2 separate regions of the Homo sapiens genome follow, and region 1 is linked to region 2. A link is an interaction called in ENCODE POLR2A ChIA-PET data of the cell type or tissue named here. Cell type or tissue: PC-9. All regions are shown on one strand. Links, peaks and the distances in the headings refer to the core of each region. The heading gives the core; the rest is flanking DNA.

Region 1 (5,363 bases), core at 178-5,177, 920 kb before region 2:
TCCTGGGCTACAGGAGGGCAAGCCCCGGAGAAGCCGGGCAGGGTGGGTGCTGCGGGGAGGGCCGGCGGGACAGTGGGGCGGGCAGGGCCTCCTCAGAGGTTTCAGCGGAGAATTGAAACCGATAGCGAAAAGGGGAGGGCAGAGGGACGGAGATGAAATAAAACAAAGTGAGAGCGTAGGGAGAGGAAGAAGCCGAGAGAAATAAACACCCTGCAAGAGAAGCAAGGGGGACTTAGGCTAGACCTCGGGACCGCAAAAGGGAGGAGCTGGAGGGGACCTGGGGCAGGAGTGAGAATCACATAAGCACTCACAGGCACGACAGCCACACTCATCCTCACAAAGCCTTGTTTGTGCCCATTTTACAGAGTGAGAAAGCCGAGGCCCAGAGAGGTCAAGGAACCTGCTCAAGGTCACGCAGCTGGGACGTGGTCAAGCCCCACTGAGTCCCTCTGAAGCCAGGCTGGGGCCTCCAGTGAGTGGGGAAAGCCTAGAGGGGGTGCCGCAGAGCACGCACAGGATCCACCAGACGCCCTCGGAGGCCCTGCGGAAAGGCCAAGGGTTCTGAGAGCTCAACTCGGACCTTGGCAGGTGGGGAGCTCAGGCTGGGTCACCGTTGGCATTGAGAAGGCACTGGGGCAAGGGGATGTCCCCCGGGTTCCAGGTTAGAAGCCACAGAGAAGCATCACAGCCAAGGTTTCCGGGTGCGGAACGGTGGCGCTGGGACTCAGCCACCCTGGCCAAATGCCCCCACTCCTATGCGCCCCCCTCTCAGCACCTAAGCCCGTTTCCTCACCAGAGCCCTTGGGAAACCGCAGAAGCCCAGGTGTGTAAAGGCAAAGGGGAAATGCTCGCCTGCCCCAGAGCCAGCCGGGAAGTCCTTGCTGGAGCTGCTCTCCGGCGCTGGGGTACCTGGGCGGCCACATGCTGCCACCCAGGAAGGCAGGAGACCCAGACGCCTCCCCAGGATGCTGGCAAGCCCCTTCCCTTCTGAGAAAACAGAGGTGGCAAGGCCTCCCCGGCCTTCTCTGGGGGCTGGGCGTGTGTAAAAGCTCACCTGTGTTTGCAGGTGCCTCAGGTGGGCTGCTGAACTGGAGCCTGCCCCAGTCCCAGGAGAGAAGCTAAGCCATGTTTCACACCTGCAGCTGCCCAAACCCACTTTCTACCAGGATCCTGGCACAGGCTGCTTGGCCAAGTTCATCGGCCCCACTGCTGGGTTTGGTGCTAGTTAAGATGGGGACGCCTGTAACTTTTTGGTTGGAATGCATGGCCCTGAGTGGTGACTAAACCCCAAATCAGGCTGGCGTCAAGGGTGGCTAATGTCTCCCTAAAATGCAGGCACTGCATGGGGGGACCCCTAGTCACAATGACTGCCAGCAGCTCCTAGCTTGGGCTCTGTAGGCGACCAGCTCCCAGGGTCCAGGAAGAGGCATGTCCAGCTGCTGCCCTTAGCCCCCAGCCGACCCCAGAGGGACCAGCCCAGAGTTGGATGTCACTTTGAACATCCTGGATCCCACCTGAAATGACCCTGCCACCCACCACCCACAGGCACTGTGTTTTGCTGAGCTGAGCACAGCCTCTGGTTTGTGCCTCAACAGATGCCTCACACCTGCAGGCCCTCTCTCCTCACCCAGCCCCCGGAGAAGGCCTTGCTGCCTCTATTGTCCCAGAAGGGAAGGGGCTTGCCAGGATCCTGGGGAGCAGCCTGGGTCTCCTGCCTTCCTGGGTGGCAGCACATGGCTGCCCAGGTGCCCCAGTGCCGGAGAGCAGCTCCAGCAAGGACTTCCCGGCTGGCTCTGGGGTGGGTGAGCGCTTTCCATTTGCTGCCTGCACCCCTCCCCTGCCCGCTGCAGGAGGGGCTTCGCTGAGCCGCGGGGCACCCCCGCCCCACTCGGGGCTCCCCGGGGCGCAGGGGCCTGGGGCGTGCGGGTTGCCAAGCGACCGGCTGTTGCCAGTGGAGACGTTTGCGCAAAGGCCCCCCTGGGGCATCCCCAACCCAGACGGCCTCGTGGGGCAGGGGTGGCGAGGAGGGTGGGCTTGGGCCCCCGTGCTGCTCTGGGAAGCTCCTTCCCCCACCTCACCCACCCCCGTGAGTCCCCTCACACCTGTCCATGCCCCTCGGACCCTCGATGGTCCTCACGTGCCCTTTCTACTCTAGGGGCCCAGGAGGACGACAGGACAACCCCCAGGCTCCTCCCTGCCTCGGTGACCCTCCCCACCCCACCCCACCAACGTCTGAGCAAGACTTGCTGGAGCCAATGCAGGAGAGAAAGCTGCTGTTGCTACCGCCAGCCCAGCTCAGCTCCAACCTTCCTGGCTGTTGGCCTGCGAGGGCCCCGGGAGGATAGAAAGGGACATATTTCAAGGGAGAAGGGACGTTTCCTTACAGGGAAACAAGCTGAGTGGTCCGTAACATACCTGAGGCGTTATTGCGAGGGACAGGCAGAGCTGGACTGGGGACCCAGGCTGCTTGACATCCGGTGAGGGCCGCTCCTCCCTCTGCCCACTCGGTGACTAGCTTGCTGGGTAGCACCGGGCAAGGCTGTCTCCCTCTCTGACTGCTCACTCCCAGCTGTAGAGAGAGGTGGTTCCTGGATCACGGAGCAGTGCCTGCCTAGGGTGCAGGCCTGGGCTCGGCACAGGGCCGAGAAGCTGCTGCTCTGCCCCGCCTCCGGGAGAGGTCCTGGCACTGCCAGCCCATGAATAAGGCCTGGCAGGGCGCCGGGCGAGGGTGTGCAGAGGTCAGCGGGGAGGGCCGAGTGGCAGCGTTCTTGGGACTGGCTGCCAGCTGCAGCTGGACCTGTTTGCCTGGGCTGGGCTGTCTCACTTCCCCTGGAGCGGAGAGAACACTGGGGAGGAAGATCAGGCGTGGGCAGTGCTTCAGGGGCCCTTGAACTCCAGGATGGCCAGCTCCTGCCACAGGGGACCCAGCCAGCCGTGGCCAGAAGCCAGGGAGCCACATGCTGGAGCCGAGGACAGGCTGTCGTGAGATCAGTTCCAGCCCCTAGCCCCCTTTCCCTGCAGGCCTGGCCTGGGGGGCTAGCACAGGCTGCCAGGGGAGGTCTCTTGCCCTGTGTGACAGGGGGTCCCAGCCTGTGGCCTGCAGCCATCGACACCACAACAAGATCCTTGCTGGGGTGTTCTGCAAAACCTCAGGAACCCTGTGCCCACAAACACTGCGTGAAAGTCACCAAGTAACCCTTCTGTGATTATTCATTCATCTGAGGTTTGCTCAGCAACTTTCAGTCATCTCAATCCTGTTGCGATGAAATGCAAAGTCCTCTGACAGCGTTGTGGGATTGGGAGTAAGTGTTGCCTTTAGCAGGTACCAAAAGTGCTACTGTTATCTCAAGCAGGTGTGTGACTTTCTATGACTTTAAAAGGGACCCTCCCAACTTCTGGGAAGCCAGCCCCCTCTGATCTAGCCAATGTACCCACCACTACCCATATTTGCCTCTCTCCCTGGCACCCAAGACTGGTGGAAGAGGAAAGCCCTCTTGTAGAGACAGCCCCACTTGTCCTGATGGAGGCCATGGCTCATCCCCTCACCACATGGCCTCACTGGGCTGGACCCTGGTGCATGGCTTGGGAAGGGAGGGGCAGCTCAGGACCTGAGACAGCACAGGCCGACCACCCCGTAAGGATGGGAAGGAAGTCAGGAGTCCATGCAGTGGCACAGGCCAGGGAGGGTGGACGTTGGGAGGGGGAATGGAGGCTTGGCCTGTGCTGAAGGAGAGGGGTGGAGGCGGGCATTGGGGTGGACCATGCTCTAGTGGGGAGGTCTGGCCAGAGCAAGCAGGTAGATGCAGTCACGGGGAGTCCAGTGAGGCGGACAGCCCTTCGCCCTCATCCGGTGCTCAGTGGTGGGGTGCAGTGCGAGCTTCCACCTTCATCTGTCCCCCACACACCACCACAGCCACAGACCACATTGCCCTGCCCTGGATGCAGGAGGACACCTGCACCTCACAAGCCAGCTTGGACAAAACCAAACTAGAAAAACGAAATGCCAGGGTCACTACTGTGCCTTCCACCGAGGAGGTGACGCGATGTGTGGATGGCGGCTTGCCTCTGTGTCTGTGCAGGGTGGGTGTGTTTGTGTGTACACCATCCACAGGCAGGTGCTCGGTGTGCAGTACATGCACACACACACACATGCACACACGCACACACATGCACACACACGCACACACAGACATGTACACACACATGCACACACATATGCGCACACACACACGTACACACACAGAGGACAACATTTGGGTCAATGTCTTGCTGGGGTCTATTGGTAACACACTAAGCACTTTGCAAGGGAAGGAACTTTCCAGGGACCCTGAGCAGTGTCCAGTGGAGAGGCTGTCATCTCTGCCCCACAGCCGGAAGTGGCACCTCCCCACCCTTGTGCACAAGAGGCAAATGGACACAGGCTCCCTGAGGCCCCACACTTCCCACAGACACCCCCCTTCCCTCACAGTCCTGGGTAGCTGGCATTTTGGGCCAATCCACAGTGGCTTTAGTGGTTGACCATGGCTGAGAATATTTTGGGAACTGCCTTTTAGAATCCGTTGACAAGACACACAGACGCTGCTGTCCCGGTACTTTGCAGCCTTATCCAGGTTCACGTTGGTTTTCTCTGGATTGGGCAGTAACTCCTCCTTCCCAGGGGATGGTCATCTTTGTGACCCCACCCGGGTGGCTCTTTCCGACCATCCTCTCCATCATGGGAGAATCATGGTTTCCCACCAGAAAGGCCACCCTGGTCACATGTGCTGGGATCTGGGAGAGGAGTTCCTGATGCAACCCTGGTGTCGGCGGGGCCACGGCACCACACAGGAAGGCCAAGCCAGCTGGAGAGGCCACAGTCCTGAGGTGTGTGTCACCCCGATGTTTGTGGAGCCCCTTACAGCCAATGCTGGCAGTGCTGGGAACGCCCATGTGGAAAAAGGAGATGAGTTCCTGTCCTTGGGGAAGAGCTCATGGCTGTGTTCTTCTTGGGGAGCACCGTGGCCGGGGAGAGGAATACAAATTCTCTCTCACCTTTTATAACCCCTCCTTCAGGCCTTACGGTGAGGACCCATCCAAAGCAGAACCATGCCCAAAACAAGATACCAACAAGGAAGCATGGTGTAAGCACAGCTCACCGACAGCCGTTTCATATGGGGCTTCAGAACACCCAAGAGAGCTTTGTGTGACTCCATTGACTTGAGGTGTCCAGAATGGGCCAATCCATAGAGATAGGAAGCCGATTTGTGGTTTGCCCAGGGGCGGCGGCAGGAGGGGAATGGGAGGCAATGTCTCATGGGTGCAGGCTTTCTTTGAGGGTAGATGAAAGTGCTCCAGAATTAGATTATAGTGATGCTTGCACAACT
Region 2 (5,363 bases), core at 307-5,306:
GCCCTATCTCAGAAAAACAAAAAAAGAAATGTAGGCGGGATTGGCATAGCAGGTAAGATAGAGTAATTCGAGCTCAGTGGAGACTTCTTGGGCCTGGCTGGGGTTTTGAGGCCTTGGGACTAGAAAAGGGGCAGGGCCTGGATGCAGTCAGAGGAGGATGTCCAGCACGGGGAACCCCAGCCCTGCTGCCGGGAAGGCCCCGGTGATCAGCCCTGTGACCACCTCAGGGGGTCCTGAGAGGCCTGCCCCTTAAAGGGAGCATGGAGTCTTCCCTGCGGGCCTGGAGGAACTGCTGGCAGCCCCCCTGTGCTGTTAGGAGGATCACTCTGAGCAGCAGGTTCCACGTATGTGCCTTGTTCACTCCTTGAACCTCACCCTGGGGCTAAAACCTAGGACTGTCCGAAAGTTCCATGTGGAATTGTCACCCTGTTTTTGTATCTTCTCAGCCCAGCAGGCTGCGGCGTGGAGAAGGGGGTGTCTCTGGTGGGGGTGTCTGTTGCTGGCTGCCGTGCACCAGGGCCTCGTGGTCCACATATTTGGGGCCCAGAATTGCACGGAGCCACTGGAGTCCCCAAGCCCTTCCCAGGCGCCCTGGCAGGGAGGACAGCGTCTGCCCATAAAGGCACATGTTTGCTGCTTTGTTGTTTTCTCAAGGAGGACCCAGCCAGGGAAGCTTCTCAGGCCGGGATTCACTGAGCTATAGTTGGAGGGCAGAGATATGGAACCTCTGCCCAGGGCCAGTGTTCTCGATCGAAGCACCGGGAGCTGTCTCCCCACGCCCCACTGTGGCACTTGGCGGCTGTCCAGAGACAGGCAGCTCTCACCAAGGCGGCGCAGACGTGGGCCTGGTGCCCCATGGCTGCACTGAGCCATCATGCTGTATGCCCGGGAAGTGGGCTTGGCGACAGCAGTGAAGGGCTGCAGTTCCTGGCCGCCACCAGCACCCTGACCCTGGGGCTCTGCCACAGAGCCACGCCTGGGGTGGAGGGTGAGCTGGGAGAGGCCTGCGGCCGAGCCAGGCCCCGCAGTGAGCCGAGCAGTTCTTTGGCGCCAAGGCACAGACACGCTGGCCTCCAGGCAGTCAGGGCAGCGCAGACTCTGGTCCCTGCAGTCATTTGCATTAATAGAAAGGCGCCAGGGGACAGACACTGCCAAAAACAACAACAGATACGAAAAAGAAGGAGTGTTTTTATTTGGTTTGGATGTGTTTGGTATTCCAATGCTGCAGGAGCCTAACCCAGAGGAAGTGGAGACTCCTTTACTGCACATCTGTCTGCTCCAGGCCAGGCACTGTTCTAGGAGCCAGGATACAGAGGTGGAGACAGAAACAAACAAACCGATAACTGTATACAATACTCTAACGTCAGGTGGGGACAAGGGCCAAGGACCCAGGGACGGAGGGTGATGTCTGCAGCAGGGCAGTCAGGGAGGGCTTCCTGGATGAGGTGGCATTTGAGTAAAATACAGACCTGTACCCTGTCTATGATCCTATCCCACTTCACCCCGTCAGCCTTCCCCTCCCACCTGACTCTCCTGCGCTTCTCTCTTTAGAGGGACCACAGAGCACCAGCCTGCATGGAACTTCCTTCCTCACTCAGCTTCCCACGTTGCCAGCTGGGACAGGGGAGATGGAGTAATTTTGCTGTGGAAAGACTTCACGTCTTGCCGAATGAAAGTAAGCAAAGATACTGCTAGAGTCGGGAATCTAGAGTCGGGAATTCATTAAGCCAAGGGAGTAAGAATGGCCACAGAGTAGTGAAATACTGTTTCTTCTGGAAAAGTCAGCCTCCAGCGCCTGCAGCTTCCGGAACTAAGATGTGACTGGGCTTGCGGAGGCGCTGACTCCTCTCCTCCCTCCCTGGCTGTGCAGGTCCCGCCTGTCTGTCACGCTGATGCCCGTGCAGCTGTCTGAGCACCCGGAATGGAATGAGTCTATGCACTCCCTCCGGATCAGTGTGGGGGGCCTTCCTGTGCTGGCGTCCATGACCAAGGCCGCGGACCCCCGCTTCCGCCCCCGCTGGAAGGTGATCCTGACGTTCTTTGTGGGTGCTGCCATCCTCTGGCTGCTCTGCTCCCACCGCCCGGCCCCCGGCAGGCCCCCCACCCACAATGCACACAACTGGAGGCTCGGCCAGGCGCCCGCCAACTGGTACAATGACACCTACCCCCTGTCTCCCCCACAAAGGACACCGGCTGGGATTCGGTATCGAATCGCAGTTATCGCAGACCTGGACACAGAGTCAAGGGCCCAAGAGGAAAACACCTGGTTCAGTTACCTGAAAAAGGGCTACCTGACCCTGTCAGACAGTGGGGACAAGGTGGCCGTGGAATGGGACAAAGACCATGGGGTCCTGGAGTCCCACCTGGCGGAGAAGGGGAGAGGCATGGAGCTATCCGACCTGATTGTTTTCAATGGGAAACTCTACTCCGTGGATGACCGGACGGGGGTCGTCTACCAGATCGAAGGCAGCAAAGCCGTGCCCTGGGTGATTCTGTCCGACGGCGACGGCACCGTGGAGAAAGGTAACTGGACCCTGAGGTTTTATGGAGGTGTGGGTGGGGAGTGGGAGCTCAGGGCCTGGCTGGCAAACACAGGCACATGGTAAAGAATTCACACACCTAGAAGCCAGGGATGTGGTGAGGGAGCACGTCTCCCTCTTGCTCTGACCTGCGGCCCCCTTACCCTTAGCCAGGAGCATAGCCTACTGTCACTTCACACTGAGCAGTTTCTAGGAGGAAGAGCTTATCGCTAGAGGCCTGTGGGAGACGTGGGGAATCTCTCCAAGATGTTTTCGGCTGTATCCGCTGCTGCTCTCGGAGCCTCTGGGAACACGCCCTTTTTACACCTTCAAAGGTTCTCAAGACCACGCTAGGATGTGCCTACCAGGAGCCTTGCCCTGAAAGCCATGGGGACAGATGGTTCTCACTCAAAACCCAGACTTTGGTTTCATGTTACTGAAGGGTAAACTGCTGCCCAGCCCTCCTCTCCCTGAACCCCAGCAGGGGGAGGGCATGTGTGAGCTGTGCCAACCCCCCTGGAGTGGAGCCTGATGCCAGCCTTTTTGTTCACCAGAAAGGAGGTGCTGCTTCCACAGGGCAGGGACAGGCTTTGGGGAGGCACGGTGGCCAGTGTCTTCCTCCAGAGAGGAGCTGGGGAGGTGCCAAGGACGCTGGCAGAGGAGCTGCCAGCTCCTCTGAGCTCCGTTTGTCTGAGCTGGCGGTGGATCCCCACCTTCTAGAAAGCTAAATGCCACCGCAGGCTTTCTGAGGTCAAGGAGGAACTGCACTAAACAACGGCCCACACAGTTCATGGCCGGCCAGGCCCTCCCCACACCCGGTGATAAAATCTTCAGTGTTTGCCCAGGGCTGGGCAGGGGACGGACCTCACCTGAGGTATCAACTGAGGCGTTGGTCGCCTACTTCCTGCCTCGCACTTGTCAGGGTTTTAGGCAACCCTAGTGTAGTTCTGTCCTTCCCTTGGATAGGGAGGAAAGCGGGGTACAGGGAGCTCTGGGGTTGGGCTGTACTCAGGTCATCCGGGAGGGATGGAAGACCCTGGCATGGAGAATGTCTCATCGCACAAGCAGACCAGGAGACCGCAGGTCCCTCCAGGGCCCTGCAGAGAAGCTACTACAGTCTCGGGCAGTTCAGAGGGCACAGCTCCAGCTCTCAGGGGCAAGAAGCTGGCAAAATTTGGGGAAAGCAAACAGAAGTTAGAACACCAGGGTGTAGGGATGATAAGAATACACGGTAGAACACAGGCTCCCACACAGCCTGAACTGTGGCAGCCTTCAAAGTTAGGCTTATTTTAAATAAATCAGTTTAAAAAAAGCAAAAACAGCTTCTGAACAAATCCATTGAAAGGAAGACTGGGAGCCCCAGCACCAAGCCCCTCTCCGGCCACTGGAGTTAGAGTGATGCTCGGTGAGACCTCAGGTGTGGCCGAGGGCAGCACCCGCACTCCCCTGGGACACACGTGCCCCTTCAGAGTGCTGTCACTTTTCAGCTTTTCTAGCCTTTAAGGATAATCCTAAGGTTGGGGTTACAGCTTGAGGAGCGGGGAGTTGGGGATCAGAGGAGACTTGAGAGTGGTCACTGAACCTTCAGGAGCTGAGGGGAGGGCAGCCGGCCGGCCCTGGGCGGGAGCCAGGTGCGGGCCGGAGGGGAGGCAGGTGTGGAGCCGGGCGGGAGTCAGGTGCGGGGTCTAAGGACAGGTGCGGGGCCGGGTGGGAGCCAGGTGCAGGGGTGCGGCGGGAGCTGGGTGCGGGGCCTAAGGACACTCTGCTTGGCCAGGCTTCAAGGCCGAATGGCTGGCAGTGAAGGACGAGCGTCTGTACGTGGGCGGCCTGGGCAAGGAGTGGACGACCACTACGGGTGATGTGGTGAACGAGAACCCGGAGTGGGTGAAGGTGGTGGGCTACAAGGGCAGCGTGGACCACGAGAACTGGGTGTCCAACTACAACGCCCTGCGGGCTGCTGCCGGCATCCAGCCGCCAGGTAAGAGACGCCTGCCCCAGCCCACAGTGTGGCTTCCACAGCCCAGTCGCTGGGAACCTGCTTCCTCCTGCATTTGCCTCCAAAACCGTTTTTTATTTTAGACATAGTCTTGCTCTGTCACCCCGGTTAGAGTGCAGTGGCACGATCTCAGCTCACTGCAACCTCCACCTCCTGGGTTCAAACGATTTTTCTGCCTCAGCCTCCCCAGTAGCTGGGACTACAGGTGTGCACCACCACGCCCAGCTAATTGTATTTTTAGTGGAGACAGGGTTTCACCATGTTGCCCAGGATGGTCTCGAACTCCTGACTTCGGGTGATCTGGTGATCCACCTGCCTCGGCCTCCCAAAGTGCTGGCATTACGGGCGCGAGCCACCACACCCAGCCTCCAAGGCCGTTTCTTGCTTGATTTTAGTGATTTTGGTTGCCTCTGATGGTGGCTTCCCTCAGGCCAGTGGATTCTGGCGGCAAATGAGCTGTTTTCTCTTTCCTGCCCCACTCGCCCTGGCAGCTGGCCTCCTAGCATCCCAGCCTGTGGCCCGGTTGTCTGCACTGGTGGGTCAGGCCCTGTCCCTACCCCTGGCGCTGGGCCGTGGTGTTCCACACCAACATAGGGCCAGCAGCACTTTGGCCTCCCCCTAGTCAGGATGGAGTAGGCCTTAGGTGCCTGAGGTTCAGGAGGAAGTGACTGAGTCTGTGCCTGGGGCCCCAGACGCTGTCTCCTCTTCCTTGCAGCCTCAAGGCAGCCTCCCCGCCGATGCCTCCCCACATCCAATGGGGGTTTGTTCCCTTTCCTTGGGTTCCTCTGGATCAGCCCCGAGGAGGCTCCGATGAGCCCAAATCCCTGATGCAGCTCACAGGCAGCTCT

The links. Peaks named below come from ENCODE experiments on the same cell type or tissue, not always from the same donor. Only the 100,000 strongest peaks of a DNase experiment are listed, where the experiment ranks them.
Region 1: POLR2A ChIA-PET joins it to region 2 with 14 read pairs; 2 of 35 experiments call an interaction of 5 or more read pairs at or near these places.

Annotation. Positions count from the first base shown.
Region 1 is chr17:79,916,629-79,921,991 of GRCh38, reverse strand. It overlaps LINC01979 (long intergenic non-protein coding RNA 1979), which reads left to right. Exons shown (of 6, transcript NR_110850.1): 3 at 1-42; 4 at 366-588; 5 at 2,156-5,363. It overlaps LINC01978 (long intergenic non-protein coding RNA 1978), which reads right to left and starts at 2,635. Exons shown (of 2, transcript NR_110851.1): 1 at 2,416-2,635. In PC-9, for the core only: no CTCF peak of the experiment used is centred there; a DNase peak (open chromatin) is centred at 2,721.
Region 2 is chr17:78,994,152-78,999,514 of GRCh38, reverse strand. It overlaps CANT1 (calcium activated nucleotidase 1), which reads left to right. Exons shown (of 5, transcript NM_001159773.2): 2 at 1,552-1,675; 3 at 1,871-2,523; 4 at 4,294-4,497. The coding sequence starts at 1,893. Among named protein-coding and RNA genes, the nearest start is that of CANT1, 13 kb to the left of the region's middle. In PC-9, for the core only: no CTCF peak of the experiment used is centred there; a DNase peak (open chromatin) is centred at 3,274; H3K27ac peaks cover 1,977 bases.